Linked DNA regions of Homo sapiens: all the other regions are linked to region 2. Evidence: chromatin contacts called from ENCODE Hi-C or POLR2A ChIA-PET data. All regions are on one chromosome and are shown on one strand. Each heading gives the region's core, a stretch centred on a gene start or an enhancer-like site at or near the end of the contact. The rest is flanking DNA. Distances are from core to core; before and after follow the strand shown. Region 1 overlaps ATXN1 (ataxin 1). Region 2 overlaps ATXN1 (ataxin 1). Region 3 overlaps ATXN1 (ataxin 1).

Region 1 (3,021 bases), core at 287-2,786, 68 kb after region 2:
CTTTTCTTGACATGATGTTTCCCTTGCCTTTCCGCTCGAACACGGGATGCATCTTCTGGGGAAGAGAAAACTGGAAGTGCAATGACAGGGGACTGCAATGCTGAGAATCAAGAAACAGAATTTCACAGTGCATTGGTGAAATCACCAATAATAAACATTATAGAGTGCTTACTCTGTGTCAGTCTCTTAATTATTATTATAATTATTTTTGGAGACGGAATCTTGTTCTGTCACCAGGCTGGAGTGCAGTAGCATGATCTCGGCTCAATGCAACCTCCGCCTCCTGGGTTCAAGTGATTCCCCTGCCTCAGCCTCCCAAGTAGCTGGGACTACAGGCGCGTGCCACCACGCCTGGCTAATTTTTTATATTTTTAGTAGAGACGGGTTTCACCATGTTGGCCAGGATGGTCTCGAACTCCTGACCTCAGGTGATCCACCCACCTCAGCCTCCCAGAGTGCTGGGATTACAGGCATGAGCCACTGCGCCCGGAACTGATTCAGCTCTCCCAACAGCCCAGTGAGATGAGTTCTATTATTATTCCCATTGTACAGATTGGAGTACTGAGGCACAAGAGGGTAGGTAAAGTGCCTGAAGTCACACTGATAAATGGCTGCAGTTGGGATTCAAAGCCAAGGAGTTAGGCTCTAGAGTCACTATATTAAACTGCCTGGTTAAGAACAGCAATATTACATAATGTTAGGTTTGTGTTGTGTTTTACAGTTTACAAAATATTTGCACATGCTTTTTCCCTCTGCTTGGAATGGCTGTCTCATGTATTTACTTATGAGTTCCTCTCCCAACAGAGCCTTCTACTGAAAGGTGTTCAATACCGTGTTCATAGAGTGAAGGTATGAATAACTGACTCTAATTAATCCTTAAATTGCTGTGGGAGACAGGCTGAGAATATATGACTAAACTTGTTTTGAAATAAGGAAAATGAGGTTTGGGAAAATCAAATGACTTGTCTAAGGTCATATTGCTTTGAATATGAGCTCATCGTAACTAAACCAGTGGTTTAAAAAAAATTTTTTTTAACCACAGGACCTTTCTAAGAAAACTATTTTACATAGCCTCAGAATATCACAGAGCTGAAGGAGAAGCTGCCCCGCTGCCCCGGTCAATAGAGGCTGAGGGCAGCCCACAGCCTCAAAGTTTATGGGGAGCCTCTGGGGCTTTGCAGAATGCAGGCTGGGGACTCACTACTGCACCACGCAACACTACTAGGACACCTGACCCAGCCCTGAAACTTTGAGAGAGGGTGACCAACCACACCTTCAAGTCTCACCCATTTACGACTCTGACCCATGGGGGAAGGCAGAGGATTAAGATTCTTTCTCCTTCCACCCCAGCAGAGGGACCTGTTCTTAGCTTCCCAGCTTGAGCGTCTCTTTCTGTTTCTTTCTTTGGAGCTCTTCTGTATTTGTTCCTTTTTCAGTCCCGAGGGCTGATCACTGGAAACAGGGCAACCTCTGGTGACCTGGTTTTTCATCACCAGCCAGGGCAGAAGAAGTCAAAGTGTGCTCAAGGGCTTTGCACGCTGCTCCCTAGAACTGGACGCCTTTGAGAAATCTGGGATTCTTCCAGGCGGCAGACTTCATTCCACAGTGGTGGAAAAGCTGGCCAGGGAGAGAGAGCAATTTTGCAAGGCACAGTGCCGCACTTGGACCTGTATCCTGACACCGCCAAATCAGAGGAGGCAGAAAGCCCTGAGTGTTACAGAACGTCTGAGCTAGAGGAGGCCTCTAAGAGCTTTCAGTCCAGTCTCCTCATTTAATGAACACGGAAATTGTATCCTGCTAACGTAAAGTGACTTGGTCAAAGCTACGCAGTGGCACAACTAAAACTCAGGATTTCTGACATCTTGCCCCTGAGCACCCAAAACTCAAAGGACAGAAAGTACAATGTGAACTACAGAAGTAACCAAAGGACTTTCTGGTGATGTCAAATGATGCAAGACAGCAAAATGCTCAAGTTGGGAATAAATTGATAGGTGTATCTATTAAAACCATCTCTTAAGGCCTTCTGGGGGAAAACGCCACCACCAAGAATTACTTGAAGGCTTGTCAAGTGCTTTAAGGCGCTATAAGGCAAGATGCAACACTGAGAGACATTAAAAAAAGATAACCTTTTCCCCACTGCCTGAGTTGCTCTTGAGTGCCTAGTGGGTGAACAGAGGAGGGAGAAGCGCCCAGGCTTCCAATGGGTTCTCTGCACAGCCACACGGTCATTAGCATCCACAATCTGCATTCACTCCAGATGAGATTTCATCACCGCATCCTATTTATTCATTCCTTAATATAAATCTAAATTGCGCTCTTCAAATAGCAGAGAGCACTATGCTTCAGTAAGGGGAAAGAGAAACGATCACATTAAGAGACGTGCTGCTGCATTTTCATCTTCTCCCTCCTATGTTACTTTGGTCTTGACAGCCTTAATTCACACAGTGCTCCCGGAGCCCTTCCCTGGCTCGTCCCAAGGATCAGCAAACACACGGCTATCTTAGTTTTTCACACTGGGGCTCTCTCTAGAGGGAAAGTATGTAGCTTTCCACATTCCCAACTACTTGGGAGCCCAAGGTGTTTGCAGCAGCCAAATACAACTAACGAGTAGGAAAAAGACACTAAGAAATGCCACAATTGTGTCTGACACATTCAAAAGACAGTTGTCCTCCCATCCATGGAGGATCTGTTCCAAGACCCCAGTGGACGCCTAAAACCATGAATAGTACCTTTATGTATATCTACTATGTTTTTTCCTATACATATACACCCATGATAGAGTTTAATTTATAAATAAGTCACAGTAAGAGATTAACAACAAAAACTAATAATAAAATAGAACAATCATAACATTATACTGTACTAAAAGTTATGTGAATGTGGTGTCTCTCTCTCTCTCTCAAAATATCTTATTGCATGGCACTCACCTGTTTTTGTACCACGCTTGACTGTGGGTAATTGAAACAGCAGAAAATGACACCGAAGATGGGGGGTGGGGGGAACTACTGTATCAACCTGGAT
Region 2 (2,951 bases), core at 348-2,847:
GTGTGTGTGTGTGAGACAGAAAGAGAGAGAGTCTGTCATTGTAATATACAGGGAGTTTACATAAGAGAAGGTTGGAAGAGCAACAACAATTTGAATTAAGGTAGCCTATTTTTCTTTATAAGACACTCGGAATACCTAACAGGCCTTAACTTCATCAATCTCCGCACCATCTGTCAGACCTTAGGTTACAGTGACCACCCCCATGCATTAATCAAGAAGAGGCAACCAAGTGTGTAGCTTTGAGAAAAGTTCTGCTCTTTCAGACTTGACTGTATTATTAAAATTTCTAAAAAGGTAAACAACAGGAGGTGGTTTTAATCACAGTGTTGACTTTGATTGCATACCCATGTCCCTGGCAGCTTAGAATGGTTACAGCGCTTAAGGTAACATACAAAGTGCAGATGAGTAAGAAAAGAACCTGACAAAACTCAGTGAAATAACACGCAGGTGGCAGCATATGCACACCTGCGTCTTCACCCCACTTCCAAAAATAAGAAGATTCTATTTTTTTTTACTGTCTACTCCATACACTCTAGAACAGATTACATACATATTTATAAAGAGAAATGTATTGTTTCAATATTTTATGCAAAACTTCATGTAAGGTCATGTGTTTGTACAGCACAAAACATGGAATTGGGTATCTCTCCAGTCACCTATAAAGCTGAGCTCATCCCTTCTTCTGGCACTTGTTCTATACTGTGTTCTGGAAGCCAGACCAGATTGAACACAGCAAACCATATCTTCCTTTCAGTATAGAATGCAATGAGTCAGTGTTTATGCAATGATCTGCTATTAAAGCAAATAAGCAGAATCAGGAATTCCAAAACATGCCATGTTTTCATTTCCATTTCACATGAGTATAAAGCTCACCAAATTTGGGCACTTTAAATTATGAAGTCTCCTATCACACACTTCTTTATCAGTCCTCCACATAATTGTTTAACTAAGACTCTGATAAAAATGTCAAAAATGCTTGCCATGGTTCTCAGCAGCAAACAAATGCCTGCAGGCTCCGAGCATGCCCTGGGGTTTTTCAAACCCTCTCCTGTCTTTGAAAATGCATCCCATTCAGTTAGCAGTGCTGGTGATAAGACATGGCACGCAGAGGGTCTAAACCACCACCCCTAAAGGTGCCAGAGCAGAACCCTGCATTGAGTTTAATGCTGACAGAGCACTCCAATCAGTCAGTCTGTTCGAACTCTTTGATTGGAGAAAAGGTCAGAATCTGAGCTACAAAAGTGGCCTGCCTGCCCCTGGAAGATTAGGTCCTGGGTTTTTAGTTTTCCTTCTTGTCTTCCTCTGTTCCCACAATTCCCATTTATTTTCAATTATTTGGTTAGGGAAGGTGTCCCTCAAGGAAAAGAGCATAGGAATGAAGGCTGCCTGCCCTACTTGTAGACTCTTCTGTATGTTCTTTTTTAATGAAAAAAATTAGAAAACTTGGCAAATTATTATCTGCATCGCACACATTTTGATGCTCCCCTCCCTCAATTTTACCTATAAAAGATACCACTTCCAACATTTGAGTTATAACCCCAAGGACTGAAAAATACCCAGCCACTCCGACCCGATATCAGGCAGTTTCAGTGACAACAAACTGGTCCCCAAACGTACCGGTGAAAACCACACGTTCTCACTCTTGGCGACTTGAATTTGGTGAAATGAAACAGTCATTTCTATTTTTGCCTTTTGAAAGAGTTATGCTTAAAGGTGTAGTGAAAAGGTCAGATCTGGAAATTAATGGGTAAGCATGGTCCTATCCGAGGTCAGAGAAGCATTTTGAGAGTGCCCCAGAGCCTTTAGAACACATTGTTTATTTTGAGGTCAAAGGGAAAAACATGTTGGAAGGAAAAGAGTCTTTGGCTGGGTGATGACAATGACAAGAAGACACTTCCAGAGACTGGAATCTCTTTGACTCAGCCCCTTGGTAGGTGTTTATTTAGAACCCAAGGACATTGGAGTCTGGCAGGATCCCACAAAGGAGCGAGGTGAGGAACACTGGTGGAGTTCTCCCACCAGATTCATACGGATATTGCTGATGACCTGAGCCTCTGTCTTTTCTGCTCTACCTTGAAGGGCCTCCAACCTCTTTTCTGGTCACATTGTTCTGAAAGTACACGTCAGCTTTGAGCCACCTCTCAGTCAAGTCCTTCCATCTTCTCCTATGCTATCCCTGGGTCATCTCTTTGGAAACTTCCTGAATTGTCTAGGCTAACGAGTGTTTTTAGGCTTCTACCACCTAACCATGTCTCTACACATCTCATTGATCATGTCAACATCCTGCTTAAACTCTTTCAATGACCACTCCCCTGTCTTCAAGATAAACTCTAAACTCCTCAGCAGAACTTACTGAAAAGACACTTTATGATCTGGCTTTTTCTTCATGAGACTTCACATATGCCTGACTCCAGCCACTCCAAACTACTTGCTGTCTTCCAACATGCCATGTTCTCTCTTACCTTTGAGCTTTGCTCATGTTGTCCTCATGTGACTAGAGCTGGAGTTTCCCCATCCTTTGAACTGAACAAATTAAGTAATTTGCTTTGGTTAAAGGGAAATTAGCAAGCATCTTGAAGCAGAGCTTGAAAAGCACTCATGCACTGGGGCTTGCCCTTTCTTGCTGCTTTTGGGAACCCTTAGCCTGCAAAGTGAAGAAGCTCAGACTAGTCTACTGGAGGATGAGAGGCCACCTGAAGCAGAGACAAGCTGTCCCAGCTGAAGATCACCCATCTCTCAGGCAAACCAGCCTTCTAGTAGCTATGTGAGTGAGACCATGCTGGATTAACCAGTCCCAGCCAAGCTGGCCCAGACTAAAATAGTCCAGGTGACCCACAATCATAAGATTGTGGTCTTGGCCCTTAACTGTTGGGATGGCTTGTTACACAGTATATGCTAACTGATACATCCACTTTGTTTTCTGGTTAACATCTACTCCTCATTCAAGTCTG
Region 3 (3,419 bases), core at 883-3,382, 82 kb before region 2:
TGAACTTATCGACAATCCTTTCACTACAAGAACTACGCAGCAGATAAAAAGCGAGCATGTGACACACCTTCTGCTCATTTTCCTTCTGGAGGAAAAGAAAACATAGAAGCAAAATTGAAAAGGGTTAATGGAAAGCACTAACTAAACATTCAGGTGTACCCTGACTCACATAGGCACTGCAATCGTTCTATTTCAAATAAGTGGGACCAGCCCACAGGGCTCACAGGTTCATTGCACACAACTAAATGCTTAACCTGTTCCTTCCAACAGCAGGTGTCATGTGCAATGACATGACTAGCCCAGGATCAGTATTAAGAGTCCTGTGTACGTTCACCTTTTGTAAATCCTCTCACTGACTCACTGCACCAAGCTATGTTCTTGCTATTCATTTCCCAAAATTAGATTTCCTTACTGCAAGAAATACATACAGATTATTAATAGGCCTACTCCTTATTTTAAATATAAGGATAGTGAAGCTTGTTCAAGGTGACATAAAAAGTATCTGTAATGTCTGGCTAACACGAGCTTCCCAGGCTTTAAGTTAGCAGCTGGTCCCAAACTACAGACTCAAGTCCACCCTACTGCTACTAGTACTCTAACTGTGAGATCCTTGACCCATAGCTCTGTACTTGTTTTACTTCCCAAGAACTTCTGGCAATGGTAATTCTCACCTCTGAATGCTGATGTTTTTTCATTGCCATGTTTTCAGTATCTGTTGTCCTATCACCTTCCTGGCTAATCTTTATTACCCTCCATGCCCTGCATCTTGGGCCCCACTGAGAGCTTTGCTGGGAGTATGCATGCAAGCATCTTTCTCTCATACACTGCACTGCCTTTGGGATGCCTGAGTTCATACTATTTCCATAACTGCCCATCCCTGAAATAGATGAACAGTGGCCTTCTCTCTAGTTTAGAACTTGGGTTGTTAGACTCCTTGGGTCTATCTTAGCTTCTCTCCCTGTTTTCAGTTTGGATTTTCTACCTCCATTTGGCTTATCTATCTCTAGCGTCATATCTCCCTGATGATCCGTGGTAGTGGCGTTAATCCATTTACGAAAAACAAGACAACATAGATTCAAGGAGTCAAATAAACACATCACACACACACACACACACACACACACGCATGCACACAAGCAATGAAGATGGAACAGCAGAGAGTACACCAGACAAGAAGCCGTAAGTGTCGGTTCTAGTTCCAATTCCTCTCCACTGCAGCATCTCAGATGTAAACTGGCGTCAGTAACAGGTCCTGTCATCCACCTCCCAGGAAAATTGTCAAAGATAATAGTTATGGCCAGGCGTGGTGGCTCACGCCTGTAATCCCACCACTTTGGGAGGCCGAGGCAGGTGAACCATCTGAGGTTGGGAGTTTGAGATCAGCCTGGACAACATGGATAAACCCCATCTCTACTAAAAATATAAAAAATTAGCTGGGCGTAGGAGCACACGTCTGTAATCCCAGCTAATCAGGAGGCTGAGGCAGGAGAATCACATGAACCTGGGAGGCGGAGGTTGCAGTGAGCCGAGATTGCGTCACTGCACTCCAGCCTGGGTGACACAGCAAGACTCCATCTCAAAAAAAAAAAAAAAAAAAAAAAGTTATGAAGGTCTTCTGAAAACAAGAAAACACTATTCAGATGAAAACTATTATATTTATAGATTACTATTTTTTTTTAAAAAAAAGAAGCTCTTCTTTGAATTACCTATAATGCAACAGCAGCACCATCAAAATTGTGCACAATTCAATCAGAGGTTCTCAAACATGGCTGCCCATCAGAATCACCATTGTGCCTTTTAGGAAACACAGATTCTCAGACATTTGCAGTCTCTAATGGCCCTGGATTTTCTGGGCCAGTGCACAGGTAATGGTATTTTTTAAAAACATTTCCCCCAAGGGATTCTGATCAGTTAGGTTTGGGATCCACTTTCTAAAAATAACATGTTTCTCTGTGACGGAGGAAATTTAAGTATAACTATGATTCATGAATTTGTTATCTGTTTTTTTCTTCAGAGGATATCAGTTTAAGTGTTGGTTTTTAAACTGTAACTCTGAAGGCAAACAACTGGCAAGAGAGAGTTTTCAGGAAGAATGCTGGCTCTGGAAGGCAGCGGAAGGTTCTGGAAAAGCAATGTGTCCTATGAACTAGACTTTTCACCTGTAAGCATGGCAGGAAGAGGCTGTGCAAGGTGGTGGATGACTACAGGGCTTTGTTGTGGACTCCAGGCCTCTAATCCCTTTCAGTCTTTTTATTTCTCTGCCCTCAAAGCCCAGCAGCCTGGAGGGGAGAAGGCAGTGCCCTTGACTGCAGCCTGATGTTTCCTCCTGGCTTCTGGTGGCCTACGGTCTCCTTTACTGTAGGTTTCTGGAGCAAAAATCCAGCAGTCAGGTTACCAGGATCAGTGACAACTATGCAATAATTAGGGGCAGGCACCAGGAGGCAGAGAAACAGAGCTGGGTGGCAGAAACTCTATGATACCCCAAAGGAAACATCAACTCTTCTCAGAGGTGGTCAAGAACATGCCAGAAGCTTTGCCTGCCTGGTTGGCAGCAGAAATGGCACTAGCCAGTGATCACTCGTAACCTTGCTGCCTTCTTTACAGATGGCTGCTGTCAGGCTGTTTAATTTGGAGGAAATTCCAATGTCATCAGCAGAGACATGGCATTGGGGAGGGCTGCCAAGCACAAAGACAGAACTTGGCTTCCCCAGCTGATACCCATGGATACAGAAACAGGCTAGTCTTAACAATCTTTTAGACCTGACCTTAGTAGCAAACTGGATAACTGCCAGTCATAAAAGTGTTTCTAAAGTGGCCTGATTTTCTCCCCTCCTGTTAGGATCCTGGATGCTTGTAATGCTATTTATCAATGGTTATTTTGTGCTTACTGATGTGCAGACATTTTTTCCAACCCATTCTTTTTTTTTTTTGAGATGGAGTTTTGCTCTATAGCCCAGGTTGGAGTGAAGCGGTGTAATCTTGGCTCCCTGCAACCTCCGCCTTCTAGGTTCAAGCGATTCTCCTGCCTCAGCCTCCTGAGTAGCTGGGATTACAGGCGCCCGCCACCACACCTGGCTAATTTTTGTATTTTTAGTAGAGACAGGGTTTCATCATGTTAGGCAGGCTGGTCTCGAACTCCTGACCTCAGGTGATCCACCCGCTTTGGCCTCCCAAAGTGCTAGGACTAGAGGCATGAGCCATCGCACACGACCTCAACCATTCTTTATCTCTAAACTCACAAGACAGTGGTTCTCAAAGTGAGTCACCCAGGGAAAGCGGCATCATGATCACCTGTAAACTTGTTACAAATGCAAATTCTTGGGCTTTCCAGCAATCTGTGTTTGAACAAGTCCTCCAGGCAATGCCCATGCACTTGAAATTTGACAGTAACTCTCATAAGAGGTCACATGGCTCCCCTT

The links. A loop is a pair of places that touch in the nucleus more often than their neighbours do. ChIA-PET counts read pairs that join two places held with the same protein, here RNA polymerase II (POLR2A). Pooled maps may share reads with other maps.
Region 1: a loop to region 2 is called in a pooled map, with 2.2 times the contacts of the local background. The contact joins two enhancer-like sites. A Hi-C loop is called at or near these places in 9 of 50 pooled maps. POLR2A ChIA-PET finds 5 or more read pairs at or near these places in 2 of 52 experiments (OCI-LY7 and activated CD4-positive, alpha-beta T cell).
Region 3: a pooled map shows a loop between it and region 2 (2.5-fold over the local background). The contact joins two enhancer-like sites. A Hi-C loop is called at or near these places in 1 of 37 single-sample maps with no recorded cell type and 6 of 50 pooled maps. POLR2A ChIA-PET finds 5 or more read pairs at or near these places in 9 of 52 experiments (GM10248, K562, T-cell and 5 more).

The regions. Positions count from the first base shown.
Region 1 is chr6:16,540,020-16,543,040 of GRCh38, forward strand. The region is part of intron 4 of ATXN1 (ataxin 1); the gene reads right to left. Among named protein-coding and RNA genes, the nearest start is that of ATXN1-AS1, 220 kb to the right of the region's middle. Within about 2 kb of position 1,537, at least 8 of the 41 ENCODE cell types and tissues checked have a DNase peak (open chromatin) inside an H3K27ac peak, as active enhancers do.
Region 2 is chr6:16,471,699-16,474,649 of GRCh38, forward strand. The region is part of intron 6 of ATXN1 (ataxin 1); the gene reads right to left. Among named protein-coding and RNA genes, the nearest start is that of GMPR, 230 kb to the left of the region's middle. RefSeq lists an enhancer at 1,478-1,557. Within about 2 kb of position 1,598, at least 3 of the 41 ENCODE cell types and tissues checked have a DNase peak (open chromatin) inside an H3K27ac peak, as active enhancers do.
Region 3 is chr6:16,389,584-16,393,002 of GRCh38, forward strand. The region is part of intron 6 of ATXN1 (ataxin 1); the gene reads right to left. Among named protein-coding and RNA genes, the nearest start is that of GMPR, 150 kb to the left of the region's middle. Within about 2 kb of position 2,133, at least 5 of the 41 ENCODE cell types and tissues checked have a DNase peak (open chromatin) inside an H3K27ac peak, as active enhancers do.